2 separate regions of the Homo sapiens genome follow, and region 2 is linked to region 1. Evidence: chromatin contacts called from ENCODE Hi-C or POLR2A ChIA-PET data. All regions are on one chromosome and are shown on one strand. The core of a region is the stretch at or near the end of the contact, and the rest is flanking DNA. Distances in the headings are between cores, read along the strand shown.

What was found. Hi-C counts contacts between places; a loop is a spot of excess contacts on that map. ChIA-PET counts read pairs that join two places held with the same protein, here RNA polymerase II (POLR2A). Pooled maps may share reads with other maps.
Region 2: a pooled map shows a loop between it and region 1 (2.7-fold over the local background). The contact joins the promoter of LIRIL2R here to the enhancer-like site in region 1. A Hi-C loop is called at or near these places in 4 of 168 maps with a recorded cell type or tissue (CD4-positive, alpha-beta memory T cell, CD8-positive, alpha-beta T cell and naive thymus-derived CD4-positive, alpha-beta T cell), 1 of 37 single-sample maps with no recorded cell type and 11 of 50 pooled maps. POLR2A ChIA-PET finds 5 or more read pairs at or near these places in 3 of 52 experiments (GM12878, activated CD4-positive, alpha-beta T cell and activated naive CD4-positive, alpha-beta T cell).

What each region holds. Positions count from the first base shown.
Region 1 is chr6:430,112-437,759 of GRCh38, forward strand. No RefSeq gene overlaps it. Among named protein-coding and RNA genes, the nearest start is that of IRF4, 42 kb to the left of the region's middle. RefSeq lists an enhancer at 4,632-4,861 and silencers at 4,635-4,799, 6,664-6,864. Within about 2 kb of position 4,725, at least 2 of the 41 ENCODE cell types and tissues checked have a DNase peak (open chromatin) inside an H3K27ac peak, as active enhancers do; they include GM12878, where a contact is called at or near this core.
Region 2 is chr6:177,248-184,895 of GRCh38, forward strand. It overlaps LIRIL2R (lincRNA regulator of IL2RA), which reads left to right and starts at 3,148. Exons shown (of 2, transcript XR_926349.3): 1 at 3,148-7,124; 2 at 7,259-7,648. LINC03066 (long intergenic non-protein coding RNA 3066) reads right to left here. Exons shown (of 8, transcript NR_126020.1): 6 at 7,346-7,562; 7 at 5,119-5,227; 8 at 4,219-4,448.

The DNA.
Region 1 (7,648 bases), core at 3,475-5,974:
AAAGGGACCTGCCCAGGGCTGGATGGCTGATGGAGCAGAGACTGCCCAGGTCCTCAGCGTCCCTGACATGTTCTTCCCTTTCAGAATAGGAAACTCTCTCTAAGTTTCTCCTAGCAGTTGGTGTCCCATAGAAACTTGATACAGCCTGCAGATGAGAACCCTTCTGGGAATTTCTTAGTAGCCACATTCAAAAAGAGTACAACGTAACAGTTGGAATTAATTTTAGTAATCTATTATAGTAATCTAATATTATTACTAATTTTAGTAATCTATTTTATATAATCTAATAGTATCCTTTCAACATGTATGTACTCAATCAAAGCAATGATTAATGAGATAGTTAGTGTTCTTTTTGGCACTAACCCCAGTGTGCATTTCATATTTCCTGCATGTCTCGGTGCAGACCAGCCCCCCTCAAATTTTCAATGGTCACATGTGGCCAGTGGCTATGGTGTTCAACTGTGAAGATGAGGACATACCTCTGGTCAGGAAGCACAGCCTGGGCTCCGATGCTGGTGCTGCTCCTGCTTACGGATGTGACTTTAGACATCGTCCTATCCTGCTGGAACCCAGGCTTCCTCAAGTCAAAAATGAGGGTACAAATACCTACTCCACTAACCTGTGAGGCCTACATAATCCCATAGAGTCCAAGATCCCCAGGAGGCATCTTTCTTGGTGCCTGGCACACAGAGGTATGCTGAACCCTATTGCTATTATTAAGAGTTGTGCCATTCATTGGGTAAAATTCTTTCTAGGGGTTCTAGGAAATACATCCTTTCTCAGATTTTCATCGGGGTAATTCAGGACCACATTCTGGTAGAGATCATCAGTTGTGAGTAACACAATTTGATGTTTGAAAAAACATGTATTGAAAACCTCCTGGGTAGCAGACATTGGGCTTGGATATGGGAGCTTGATGTTTAAAAAGACATGGTTCCTGGTGGTGAGGGAGACAGCATTTGGGAACTCCCTGTACTTTCTGCATAATTTTTCTGTGCGCCTAAAACTATTCTGAAAAATAGAGCCTATATATATTTTGAAAAGATGTGGTCCATCATTAGCCTGACTGTACCTTTGTACAAATTAGACAGAGGCACCTCTTTCTGAAACCAATTTTATTGCCAACAATCAGAAAGTTGTGCTAATAAATGTATATGTATTACATATATGTATATATTTATAAATACACATACAGCGACCACAATGTGAATGATGCTTCGGAATTGTGCAGCATAAAACCTTCACAACAGTGCACAGCAACCCTCTTTACCATCAGTCAACTGGAGGAAGCAGACACACAGTCTAACTGCTAGACTAACAGGCAGGATGAAACAGGTCCAATAACAGTGGGAAAAATGAGAAGGCAGAGGATAAAGAAGGAAATCAGCCCGGGAAGAAAAGTATATGGAAGAGGTGAAGAAAGAAAGGGGGGACTGAGGCGAATGGGGTGAAAGGCAGTGGTGGGTGTCACACTCCCGCTCTGCCACGTTTTGTTATTACTGCTTCCTGTGCACTGAGTATCTGTCGATGTACTCCTGGGCATGTCTCTGAGGACTGGGGATGCCCCTGGAGCCATGTGGTCTTGTGAAAGTAAGACATTGAGTTAAGCTTTCTAGCTCTGCTGGGACAACATTAGACCAAGAAATGGGTCTCTGCTCCGGTAGACGCATCACCACCATCTGAAACAGCTTTAAAACATGCTCTGCTCCCATAGAGAGAGAATGTCGTTGGCCCGCCAGCACGAGGGCTCCGGCAGGTTTGTTTCCCAGTGGTAGGAGACCCTTAGTTCATTCATGCCACCTCTTTTCCTAGATACTCATGGAAATATGTGCTTTGAGGATGGCTGACACCTGCTTGGTATCCACTGGTTTCAATGCCATGGCATTGGCCTTCTTACCCCTTTCACTAGACAAATAAGCTAAACTAGCCTCAGACCCACGCAGAGCTGCCACCTCTGTTCATTTCCCTGTGAGTCATCCTTAATGAGCTACAAAAACGCATGACCCAGGCAGCCATGCAGAAGCCAACACTAGAAATGCATGTCCTTCCCGCAGGGTGGTGCGGTGGGGGAAAGGAGAGTTCCGAATAAGCGCCTGCCTTTAACTTCCTGAAGTCAGGGTCAAATCCAGCAGCCACCTCAAACCACACCTTCACAGGAACAGTCATAGCTTTGCAAAGAACTGAGAAGAGACAGTTGTATGTGACCACATCCAGCAGAGGTTACACTCACATCCCAACCAACCCTGTAAAAAGACCACAGGAGAAAAGTCAGAGCGCCACACAACAGAACCAATGCAGCCTTGGCCAACTCATGGAGCATATCAGGAGATGTGGGCTTGGAGAGCCACATCTTTTTTCAATGTATATATAATTTCAACTTTTGCTTTAGAGCCAGGGGGTGCATGTGCAGGTTTGTTACATGGGTATATTGCCTGATGCTGAGGTTTGGGATACGTTGGATCCCATCACCCAGGTACTGAACATTTCACCCAATAAGTAGTTTTCAACCCTTACCCCACTCTCTCCCCGACCTAGTAGCCCCCAGTGTCTACTACTGCCAAAACAGTCAGATGTTGAAGATGGGTAGGAATCTCCATTTCCATTGTGCTTTTCCAGAAATATTCTATGTTCATGCTGCCTCTCAAGCTATATTGTTTGTGGTGACCGACATAAGTAACAAATAATCAAGAGCATCCATGGGAATGCTGCACACCAACAGCCAGACAAAGACTCCCTCCTCCAGACATCAGTGGTGAGTGGGCGGAGGAGAACCTGTTACATCTGCATGTTTGAATATTTCGTGAGCAAATAAACCTCCACCTAGGAAGATATGTGGATGGCAGATAGGCGCATGGAAGGCTGTTAAATGTCATTCATCATTTCAGAAATTCAAATTCAGTTACAAGGGGCTCTGCAGTCCTATTAGAATGGCTAAAACGGGAATGAAAACATCTGGCAATACCCAGTGTTGAAGAGGACACGGAACAACCAAAACTCTCATACGCGTTGCTGGCGAAAGTGAAAAATGGTAAACCAGTTTGGGAAACAGTTTGGTGGTTTCTTATTCAGTTAAACATATGCTTACCATCTGACCAAAAGATTCTGCTACTAGGCATCCCTTAACCAAGAAAGATGAAATCTTATCTTCACATAAGCATGAATTAATTTTCAATGCATTTAAGTGGAAGAAGCCAGACCCAACAAACTACCTACTGTAGGTTTCACTTATACGACATTCTGGAAAAGGCAAAAAATAGTAAGAACAGAGGAGAGATCAGGGAATACCAGGGGCTGAGGGTGGGAGGAGTCTGCCCCAGGGCAGCATGAGGAGGGACCCAACTGTTCAGCGCCATGCTTATGGTAGTGCTTATGGTAGTGCTTACCCAATTTGATGCACTGCACACCAGAAAGAGTGAATTTGGCCAGGTGCGGTAGCTCACGCCTGTAATCCCAGCACTTTGGGAGGCCAAGGTGGGCAGATCACCTGAGGTCGGGAGTTTGAGACCAGCCTAGCCAACCTGGTGAGACCCTGTCTCTACTAAAAAAAAAAAAAAAATACAAAACTTAGCCAGGCATGGTGGTACATGCCTATAGTCCCAGCTACTCAGAAGGCTGAGGCATGAGAATCGCTTGAACCCAAGAGGTGGAGGCTGCAGTGAGCTGAGATCACACCCCTGCACTCCAGCCTGGGCAGCAGAGCAAGACCGTTTGAAAAAATAAATAAATAAATAAAAAATAAATTTTACTGCACCTTTCTTTTTAAAAACAAAAAAAATAAAAACCCTACGTCAAAAGTAGGCATTTTAGTAGCTTCGGATCTGAGAAAAGTTGTTTTCCCACTGAGGAATGCCATAGTATTCTGTTTTTCAAGTACATAACGTTCCTAGAAGAGCCAAAATTAAACTTAAAAAAGAAAAACAAAAGAAAAAAAGAAGCTGATGTAATTGACAACTTTTATAGTCTCCTCGTTTCATTCAGGTCAGTAAAGGATCAGCAAAGAGAAGCAAACATTCAGCATGCCATGGCTGGGACCCTAAGCACCACACAGGCCAGGCTAGAAAGTGCCTCCTAGACCCAGCATGCTTTTGCTCACAGATGCGTAAGCTAAGGGCGTGTGAGCCGCAAAGTCGGGCCTGGGCTTCAGCCCTGCTACTGCGACTCTGCCGGGACAAAGGGAGGCACTGATCCCCACAGGCCATCCCAGACACTGATACATTTTTGACTTGCCAGCATCTTCGCTACCTTCTCTTTCATTTTCCTATAATCCCGTTTCCTTTCACAGCATGTTCCCTAGGTGAGGAACAGCAAGTACCTGTAGGTCTGGAACGAGGGCCCAGGGCCACGAAAACCAGCCATGGGATGGAACAGGAGGGAGAGAGGAGGGGATGGACATGGCTTCTGTGTCTGGGACCACACGCTTCATGTTTTTTCTTCCCTTGGCATTTCTGTCTTGGCACAAGGGAAGTTTCAAAACAGCAGGAGCGAAGTGTTTTCCAGCTATGGCCAGGCACCCCCAGCACTGAACACAAGAATGCTAAACAAAGTCCTATGGTCATTTTCCTTAGGCCCTCCCGCCCCCAGGCTTTCTCAGAGATTGTGGAACAATGGAGCCCATGATTTTAGGATGCAGCTCAGTCCCTGGAGGCACACAGGCATCCTCCCTCCACCTGTGTGTCCAGAATTGGCGGGTTCCTGGTTATCACTGACTTCTAGAACGAAACCACAAACCCTCGCGAGGAGTGTCACAGTTCTTAAAAGTGATGTTCCTGTTTCCAGTTTCTTTCTTCTGGTGAGTTCAGTTTCGCCGGCTCAAGAATGAAGCTTCAGACCTTCACAGTGAGCGTTACAGCTCTTAAGGCAGTGCCTCTGGTGGGTTTGTGATCTTACTGACTTCAGGAATGAAGCTGCAGACCTTTGTGGTGAGTGTTACAGCTCATAAAAGCAGTAGGGACCCAAACACTCAGCAGCAGCAAAACTTATTGCAAAGAAAGAAAGCACAAACTTCCTACTATGTGGAACCAACCCCGAGTGAGTTACCACTTTTGGTTCCTGCAGCCTGCTTTTATTCCCTTACCTGGCTCTCTCTCCCTGCTCCTCCCCCGCCATATCCTGCTGATTGGTCCATTTTACAGAGAGCTGATTGGCCCATTTTGACAGGGTGCTGATTGATGCGTTTACAATCCCTGAGCTAGAAACAAAAGTTCTCCAGGTCCCCACTAGATTAGCTAGATACAGCATGCCGATTGGTGTATTTATAAACCCTGAGCTAGACACAGAGTGCTGATTGGTGCATTTACAAACCTTGAGCTAGATACAGAGTGCCGATTGGTATATTCACAATCCGTTAGCTAGACATAAAGGTTCTCTAAGTCCCCACTAGACTCAGGAGCCCAGCTGGTTTCACCCACTGGATCCTTCAGAGAGGCCGTAGGTGGAGCTGCCTGCCAGTTCCGTGCTGTGCGCCCGCGCTCCTTAGCCCTTGGGCGGTCGATGGGACTGGCGCCCTGGAGCAGGGAGCGGGGCTCCTCCGGGAGGCTCGGGCTGTGCAGGAGCCCACCGCTGGGATTGGGGAGAGGCTCAGGCATGACTGGTTGCAGGTCCCGAGCCCTACCCTGCGGAGAGGCTGCTAAGGTCCGGCGAGAAATCGAGTACAGCAGCTGCTGGCCCAGGTGCTAAGCCCGTCACTGCCCGGGACTTGCGGGCCAACTGGCCACTCCGAGTGCGGGGCCCCCCGAGCCCACGCCCACCCGGAACTCGCGCTGGCCCGCAAGCGCCGCGCACAGTCCGGGTTCCCGCCTGCGCCTCTCCTTCCACACCTCCCCGCGCAAGCTGAGGGAGCCGGCTCTGGCCTTGGCCAGCCCAGAAAGGGGCTCCCACAGTGCAGCGGCGAGCCGAAGGGCTCCTCAAGCACAGCCAGAGTGGCCACCAAGGCTGAGGAGGCGCCGAGAGCGAGCGAGGGCTGTGAAGGCTGCCAGCACGGTGTCACTTCTCACCTGGGCCTGGAGCGGCATCTTACTCATTCTGTATTCTCAGGCACCAACAAATAGCTTGGGATGTCACGGATGACTCAGCTAGATGTGCTTAAAAATTAAATGCACGGTAACGGGGCTAGGACTGCCACCCCTGGCTCCACTTCTCAAAGGAAGGGAGCAAGAATTCTATCAGAGATACAAGGTGGCATTTTGGGGGACAGAGGTTAACTCAGGTGGACTATTTTCACTGAGCATTTGGATGACATACACTTGGGATAAACATTTTACCATTCCAATGAGAAGAACCCTAACTGCAGAGCTGGGAAGTAGTACAGGGAAGGAGCTCAGTACCCTGCGGCCCAGCAGGAATATGCCGGGCACTGTGTGTGCATGCTCCATCCATTCTTTACAAAGCGGCCTTGCGGTGCCTGAGACCCCTATGGGCAAGCTGAGCAGTGGAGGAAGACACAAGAAGAGGCAGCAGCCCACGAAGGGCAGCAGGAGGGCCACCGTGAGGGACGGAGCGCTGTGACTCATCTCTCCACCGACGCCCAGTTTTCATCTCTGCGGGCTTGATCAACTCAGCTTTCACGGGGAAAACGCCCAGGTCAAACACAGTTCTTCAGTTATTAGAAACACTGTGGTTTCCCCCAGTTCCCTGGTCTGAGCCACCGGCATGAACTGAACACAAGGCAATCCGCCAGCAAGCTGGTCTCATTTGTTTTTGATTAGGATGTGTTGGAATGGGAAAGAAATGTTTCTTTATCAGTTGAGGTATTAATAGACCGACGGAGGCCTACAGAGCTGCAGAGGCAGGATTTCGAGTCCAGGGGCTCCTCTGAGGCGTTGGCAGGGGCAGCGCATCAGCAGCCGTGACACTGCCCTCGCCGTGTGGCATCCTCTTGAGTTCCGTCCTTCAGCGCAGTTCCCTCCCAGGACAGGCCAAGCCTCATCTCATTCATGAGCTGGGAAGCTCCCATGGAAAGTCCACATCCTTTGGCCTCCGTGCCCAGCTCCAGGCCCAGGAGACGCCTGCTGCGCCAGCTGTGCTGCTATCTGGGCACGCATTGTGTGGTGGTCACAGATCTAAGTTTCTGTTTCTGGGATTCACAGGCAAACAGTCGCATCCATTTGCCACCACATACAAGTGCTGAACCAAACAACGCCTGCTGACTGGACTCTGAGTAATATCTGGCTGTTTCCCTAAATCAATTTCACTGGAAACAACTGTGAATGTTCAAGAGAATGTGTTTCATTCTGCTCTGGAATGAGTCCAGGAGAGAGCACCAGGGGTCTCAGCTAGGTGCAGGGAATAGAAAGATGAAGGAAGCACCAACATCAATTTTTTTATGTACACATAATATAAAAATGCACCATTTTAACCATTTTTACGTGCAGAGGTCGGTGGCACCAAGCACCTTTTCATGGTTGTGCAACCATCACCATCATCCTTCTCTAGGACGTTTTCATCTTCCCAAACTGAAGCTCTGTCTCCATTAAATACCAATTCCCCATTCCTCTTCCACCAGCCCCTGGCAGACACCATTCTGCTCTGTCTCTACGAATTGACTGCTGTAGGAGCCTCACAGAAGTGGAATCACACAGTGTTTTTTCCTTTTATGACCTGTTTATTCCATTTAGCAAATATCCTCAAGGTTCATGCATGTTGTAGCATG
Region 2 (7,648 bases), core at 1,898-4,397, 250 kb before region 1:
GCTGAGGCAGGAGAATCACTGGAACCTGGGAGGCAGAGGTTGCAGTGAGCCAAGATCGGGCCACTGCACTCCAGCCTGGGCGACAGAGCAAGACTTCGTCTCAAAAAAAAAAAAAAAAAAAAAGGAAGCCTCGTTTTTAAGTAACACAGATAACACCTTTTTAACTCACCTATTTATTCTAGAACTACAATTTTTTGTCCTTTTTTTTTTGTTTTGAAAAAGAGTCTCACTCTGTCACCTATAATGGAGTGCAGTGGTTGCAGCTCGGCCCACCACAACTTTCGCCTCCCAGGCTCAAGTGATTCTCCTGCCTCAGCCTCCCAAGTAGCTGGGATTACAGGCACCCACCACCACGCCCGGCTAATTTTTGTATTTTTAGTAGAGACAAGGTTTCACCATGTTGGCCAGGCTGGTCTCGAACTCCTGGCCTCAAGTGATCCACCCGTCTCAGCCTCCCCAAGTGCTGGGATTGCAGGCGTGAGCCACATCACCCAGCCATATAAGAGCAATTTTAAAAATTAAATTAAACCCACCAGGAGGAACAAAAACTCCAGACGCGCACCACCTTTAAGAGCTGTCACTGCGAGGGTCTGTGGCTTCATTCCTGAAGTCAGCGAGACCACGAAACCACCAGGAGGAACAAACAACTCCAGACACTCCACCTTTAAGAGCTGTAACACTCACTGCGAAGGTCTGCGGCTTCACTCCTGAAGTCAGCAAGACCATAAACCCACTGGAAGGAAGAGACTCTGGACACATCTGAACATCTGAAGGAATAAACTCTGGACACACCATCTTTAAGAACTGTAACACTCACCGCAAGGGTCAATAGCTTCATTCTTGAAGTCAGCGAGACCAAGAACGCACCAAAAGGAACCAATTCCGGACACACTAGGAGTGGGGTGCTGGTGGGGCAGGGCACGGGTAGAAGTGAGGTGTGGGTAGGATCAGGGTATGCGTAATATTGAGGTGCTGTTGGAGTGGGCCGTGGGTAGCATGGGGTGCTGGCAGGGCTGGGCGTGGGTAGGAGCGAGGTTTGGGTAGTGGCTGGTGCTGCAGTGGTGAGCCATGGATAGGAGCGGGGTGCGAGTAGGGGCGGGGCTCAGGTGGAGTAGGGTGACTGCTGGGCCAGGCATGTGTAGGATGGGGTGCTGGCAGGGCAGGGCACTGAAAGGAGCAGAGTGTGGGTAAGATTGGGGTTCTAGTGGGGCAAGCATGGGTAGGATAGGGTGCTGCAGGGCGGATAGCAGCCGGGTGCTGCTGGGACAAGCACAGGTAGGAGAAAGGTCCAGGTAGGAGCTAGGTGCTGTGAGGTCGAAAGCAGGTAGTGTGTCCGGAATTGGTTCTTTTTGGTGGGTTCTTGGTCTCGCAGACTTCAAGAATGAAGCCGCAGACCCTCGCGGTTAGTGTTACTGTTCTTAAAGATGGTGTGTCTGGAGTTTGTTCCGTCAGATGTTCAGATGTGTCCAGAGTCTTTTCCTTCTGGTGGGTTCGTGATCTTGCTGACTTCACAGGAGTAAAGCTGCAGACCTTCGCAGTGAGTGTTAACAGCTCTATCAAGGTGGGGCGTCCAGAGTTGTTTGTTCCTCCTGGTGGGTTCATGGTCTGGCTGACTTCAGAATAGAAGCCGCAGACCTTCGCAGTGAGTGTTACAGTTCTTCAAGGTGGTGCGGACCCAAAAAGTGAGCAGCAGCAAGATTCACTGTGAAGAGTGAAAGAACAAAGCCTCTGCAGCATCGAGGGGTACCCAAGCAGGTTGCCACTGCTGGCTCGCATGGCCAGCTTTTCCCTTATTTGGCCCTGCCCATGTCCTGCTGATTGGTCCATTTTACAGAGAGCTGATTGGTGCGTTTTTACAGAGTGCTGATTGGTGCATTTACAAACCTTTAGCTAGACACAGAGCACTGATTGGTGCATTTTTACAGAGTGCTGATTGGTGCACTTACAAACCTTTAGCTAGACACAGAGTGCTGATTGGTGCGTTTTTACAGTCTGCTGATTGGTGCATTTACAAACATTTGGCTAGAGGGAAAAGTTCTCCAAGTCCCCACCCAACCCAGAAGCCCAGCCGGGCTTCACCTCTCAGTAGGAGCGGGGTGCAGGTAGGATCAGGGTGCTGGAGGGGCATGGGAGGGTAGGACAGAGTGCGGTAGTGAGAGGTGACAGAGTGCTGGCAGCCCTCACTCGCTCTCGGTGCCTCCTCGGCCTCGGCGCCCATTCTGGCTGTGCTTGAGCAGCCCGTCAGCCCAGCGCTGCACCGTGGGAGCCCTTCTCTGGGCTGGCCGAGGCAGGAGCCGGCTCCCTCAGCTTGCGGGGAGGTGTGGAGGGAGAGGCAGGGGCAGGAACTGGGGCTGCGCATGGCACTTGTGATCTAGCTAGAGTTCCGGGTGGGCGTGGGCTTGGCGGGTGGGCGTGGGCTTGGTGGGCCCCACACTCAGAGCTGGCTGGCCGGCCCCACCAGCCCCAGACAGTGAGGGGCTTAGCACCCGGGCCAGCAGCTGTGGAGGGTGCTCTGGCTCCCCGAGCAGTGCCGGCCCACCGGTGCTGCGCTCAATTTCTCACTGGGCCTTAGCTGCCTCCCCACGGGGCAGGGCTCGGGACCTGCAGCCCACCATGCCTGAGCCTCCCCCCAGCCGCCGTGGGTTTCTGAGCAGCCTGAGCCTGCCCAAGGGGTGCCGCCCCCTGCTCCACAGCACACAGTCCTATCGATGCTTAAGGGCTGAGGAGTGCTGGTGCGTGGTGTGGGTGTGCAGTGTGGGACTGGCGGGCAACTCTGCCCACGGCCCCAGCGCAGGATCCACTAGGCAAAGCCAGCTGGGCTCCTGAGTCTGGTGGGGACTTGGAGAACTTTTATGTCTAGCTACAGGATTATAACACCAATCAGCACTCTGTGTCTAGCTAAAGGTTTGTAAACGCACCAATCAGTGCTCTGTGTCTAATCTAGTGGGGACTTGGAGAACTTTTGTGTCTAGCTAAAGGATTGTAAATGCACCAATCAGCACTCTGTGTCTAGCTCAAGATTCCTAAATGCACCAATCAGCACCCTGTCAAAACGGACCAATCAGCTCTCTGTAAAATGGGCCAATCAGCAGGATGTGGGTGGGGTCAGATAAGGGAATAAAAGCGGGCTGCGGAGGCAACCGTGGTAAGCTGTGCTTGCATCATGTTTGGAAACTGTCGTACTGCGCGAAGCTTTGCAGCTTCCCTCCTTAAAGGCAGTGAGATGGCAAACCCACTGGGAGGAATGAGAAACTCCAGGCGCACCACCTTAAGAGCTCGTGACACTCACTACAAAGGTCTGCAGCCACTCCTGAAGCAAGCGAGACCACAAACCCACCAGCAGAAAGAAACTGAACACGTCCAAACATCTGAAGGAACTAGCTCCAGACACACCATCTTTAAAAACTGTCACACTCACTGTGAAGGTCTGCGGCTTTATTCTTTTAGTCAGTGAGACCAATTCCAGACACAAGACCATCTCATCTCAAGAGACCAGGACGTCCGGGCACCCCTAGAATGTAGCTGCTGGCAGAGCCTGAAGTCTATCCAGCTCATGCTCTTCCCTGATATCCTTGACAGATTGTGGGATGGTTCAGCCTCTGCAAGGACATGGCCAATGATGGGGGGCTGGTTTTGGGGGCAGCACTCTAGGCAAGGGAAGAAATAAAGTGTCTGGGAACTGGCGTGGTGAAGGGGCACTTTGTGGAGAAGATGTGTTCACATTTGGATGTGTCGAGGGTGGAATGATATGAGGAAAGTCAAAGGGTGCCCACCCCCAGAGCCTAGGTGTGGGCACAGCACTGCACCACGCCTTAGGGGAGATTGGACTCTGGGCAGAGATCCCAAGAGAAGCAGGAGTTGGAGTCTTGGGGGCCAGTGTGATAGGGAACTAACTTTACTTTAAAGCCAATTTGTCAGTAAGAAAAAACGAGGTGCACCTTGTAGGAGAAAAAGTCACAAGCTTGGTGTGCTTGAAGTCACAAGCCTTGCTGTGCTTGGTGAGAGGGATCCCGAGTGTACTTGAGGCACTCTCCTGTTTAAAAGGGGAACGGTGGTTTTCTTTTCTCAGTGTAGGTTAGTGTAAAAAATCTGCTTTGTAATTGCATAAGGTCTCAGCACAAACAAAATCACAGAAAATGTGAAATGTATTATAACAGTCAACTTGCTTAGAATGTAGTTGAACCTGCATGCAGTATTGAGACACCAGACAACTGTTTTCAGTCTCCACATTTCTTTCATTTCCTTTATGAAAGTTACATTAAGAAAAAAAATAACTCCCTTGAGTATTCTGATATTTTCGGTGAGTGAAACAGTAATCTCAGCAAAGTTCAATCTTGGTATCAGACAGAATTTCAGGTTGTTTCATCTAATTGCCACTTAATACCAAAGACATGATGTTTATTAGCATGTATTTCTAATGAGAAACTATTATAGTCGTCCTCAATTGTCTGAAATATGAAGCGGAAAAAGAAAATTATGAGCCCCAGATACCAGACCAGTTGCTGATCAGATAGAATATCGTGGTTCCAGCATATTATGAAATAAAAATTCAAAGACTGAATACCATGCAAAAGGTCAATATTCGGCAGCATCTGAGAAGTCATACATCTAGATAGACCTAAACTATAAGTGCAGAAGTGCTACAGTAAACTATATGGGCTTTCTACTAAGTACTGGCTAATTTTAAAACATACTGAAATTTATGTACATTAGTCTTTGTTATAAGAATTGAGAATCCGCATTGTATTATAAAGTTGATCTACAACAGTCACTTTATTATAAAATATTTTCGGCCTGGCGCGTTGGCTCACACCTGTAATCCCAGCACTTTGTGAGGCCGAGGCAGGCAGATCACCTGAGGTTGGGAGTTCAAGACCAGCCTGACCAACATGGAGAAAACCCCATCTCTACTAAAAATACAAAATTAGCCGGGCGTGGAGGCAGGTGCCTGTAATCCCAGCTACTCCGGAGGCTGAGGCAAGAGAATCGCTTGAACCTGGGAGGCGGAGGTTGCAGTGAGCCAAGATCTCACCATTGCACTCCAGCCTGGGCAACAAGAGTGAAACTCCATCTCAAAAAAAAAAAAAAAAAAAAATTCACCAGAAGGAAAGTGCTTACCTATTTGAACAACTCTGTACGGGTCTATACAGTATTCCAAGGCTCTTCAATAAGCACATGGTGATGACCCAGGTCAGTCGTGGCAAGGTTGGGGAATTAGAACAAACCTCTGTGGCAAACACAGATTATAGCTTGAAGTGAGCATCACGGATTTCTACAACAAACACTCTGACAAATATTTCCTGTGATAAACATCCACGTTCTCGAGGTGGGACAATTAACCCAAACTTTCCAAATTACATAAAAACTTTTGCTCTATCTAATTAAGCTGATAAATTCATTATTTTAAATGACAACATACAAAAGAAGTATAGATTTTTACTTAAAACGTATTGGATATGTGGGTATTCTCTTGTCTTTCTAAGCAAATGCTAATATCAGTTCAGTGCTTAACAATGTCAGCAGCAACTGGGCCCTCTAAGTCTCCTGCTACTGAAGTTTGAGGGATCAAGCCTCACCGTAATTTTGACAAAGACTAAATTCAAGATGTCTGAGGCTTACAATTTTCTTATTCTACTTAATGAGGTAGAGAAGTTCATTTGGAATTGAGCACTCCATTAGACTGTTTCAGCTAAATTTCAGGTGGCATTTTCTAACAATAAGAGCTGTTGATGCTTTGGAAGGCAACAGGTTTGCTTCACTGGAAGTGATGATGGCCTTCCAGAAAGGGTGAGGCAAGGTTTTCTAAGATCTCATCCAACTAAATGATTCAGAAAGCGCCAGCCTGGGGATTCCAGGTGCTTGTGACTCGGGGATCTTTCTGCCATCCCACCTCACCTGTTAGTCACCTTTTGAAATTGGGTATGATTGAAATGGAGTTTAGGGAATGCTGTAATAATATATCTCTTGCTTGCCTAATTCACAGAAACGTGCACAGGCAAACTGTGATGCTAAGTGGGGGCTTTGATCCTTTGATGCCGGGCCCTCCTCCCACCCGGAGCCATACCTATTTCTCCCTTGCCCGTTCTCCTGCCTCTGCGTTCAGATGTGCTTCAGGCCTGAGACAGGAGGAACCTATCAATGAAGGAGGAAATGTTCCCCAGCTCCTCAAACACGAGGCCTCCTTCTGCAACTCAACTTTCTGCTCCCAGGACAGGATAATCTGAAGACCCCACCGCTTCACCTCATCTGAAGACTCAGTTAAAGAGGAGCGGGCAGGCAGCTGGGGGATTCATTCTCTGGGAGTGGGAGCAGAAGGGAGCCCCTTGTCTTGTTTTTGTTCCTTCCCAGTTGACCCACAGCTGGAGTGCGGGCTGGGCAAGTAGGTGCTGGGCAACTTCTGGGGAGACTCAGGCCTCCTTATTGGCCATCACAAAGCCCCAGAGAAAAAGATGCTTCCAAAAACTGCAAGATAAGAGGAACAGGTAAAGGTCATGGGAGGATTAAGTAGAGCACAGCAGGCTGCTTCACGAACCCTCTGTGGCCTTCCCCAGGTGGGCCAGCATGGCAGCTGCTAACATTGAGTCTAGGCCATCAGGCAAGGTGAATTAGGGACAGTACCAGTGGGGAAAGTACCTCGGTGTAGCCCATGCACTGTCTGCCACCCACCCATGAAGTTCAACCTCTTCTAGTGCTCTTTTCTGTTTTCATGGTCCTGGAGTGACTTGACCTCATTTAGTCATTCTATGATTATCCCATTTACAGGCAAGGAGCATTTTTATTGTTGTTAATGCTCTTAACTCTAGCAAGCTATGAATTTAGGACGTGTCTGTGCCCTTTGGCAAACTTACTGTCTCCTTAGGAATTTTGTGCCCGATTTCTTTTGCTCTTCCAGACTGCTGCCCATGCTCCTCTGCCCTGCCGAGCACTCTGGGAGATGGACCTGGTTGGACACTAGAGCTCCACCCTGCAGCTTCCAGGTGGGCTCAGTAGATGGAGATCCTGGAGGAGACTGTAGAGCAGCTGCTGGCACAGTTGTCCTGGAGCTACCTGGGCCCAGATGCCCCAGCTCTCTCCATGCAGACCATTCTACCTACCTCTCCTCTCATACTGGGCTCTCCGTGTAGGTAAGAGTGGTACAAGCTTCCCTGTCACATGGGTAGGAGTCAACTTCCCTTTCCTTTGTGGTGCTAAACCCCCCGCCACACCTCGAGTAAACAGGGCCCTTTCTAAGCCCAGCTCCTGTCTTGTCTGGGCACAGCATGTGTTTTCTCCTGGGACCCTGAAGCACACATCCATTCTACTCATGTAAAACAGACAGCTGCATAAGAGAAAATAATATATTCACGTGTACAGCTGTTGGCAAGAAGTCTTCAGAGATGGAGAAACCGATGAAGAATCTTGCTGCAAGATCCCAACCTATGCCAAGGGCCACTGCGAGAAGCCAGCATGGACACGAAATTCACACCCAGGGCAGCTCCTGTGTCTTCTGAGCCTTCTCATGAGGGCTGCAAGCACAGTGGTCTGGTACTGCCTGCCTGTAATGTTTTCTTTTAGAATAGACCCTGTGTGTAGATGAAAGAGCATTCGACATCATTACTACGTGGGATGCTGAGAACCAGGTGTTTTCTTCTCTGGGCATAAGCTCCTG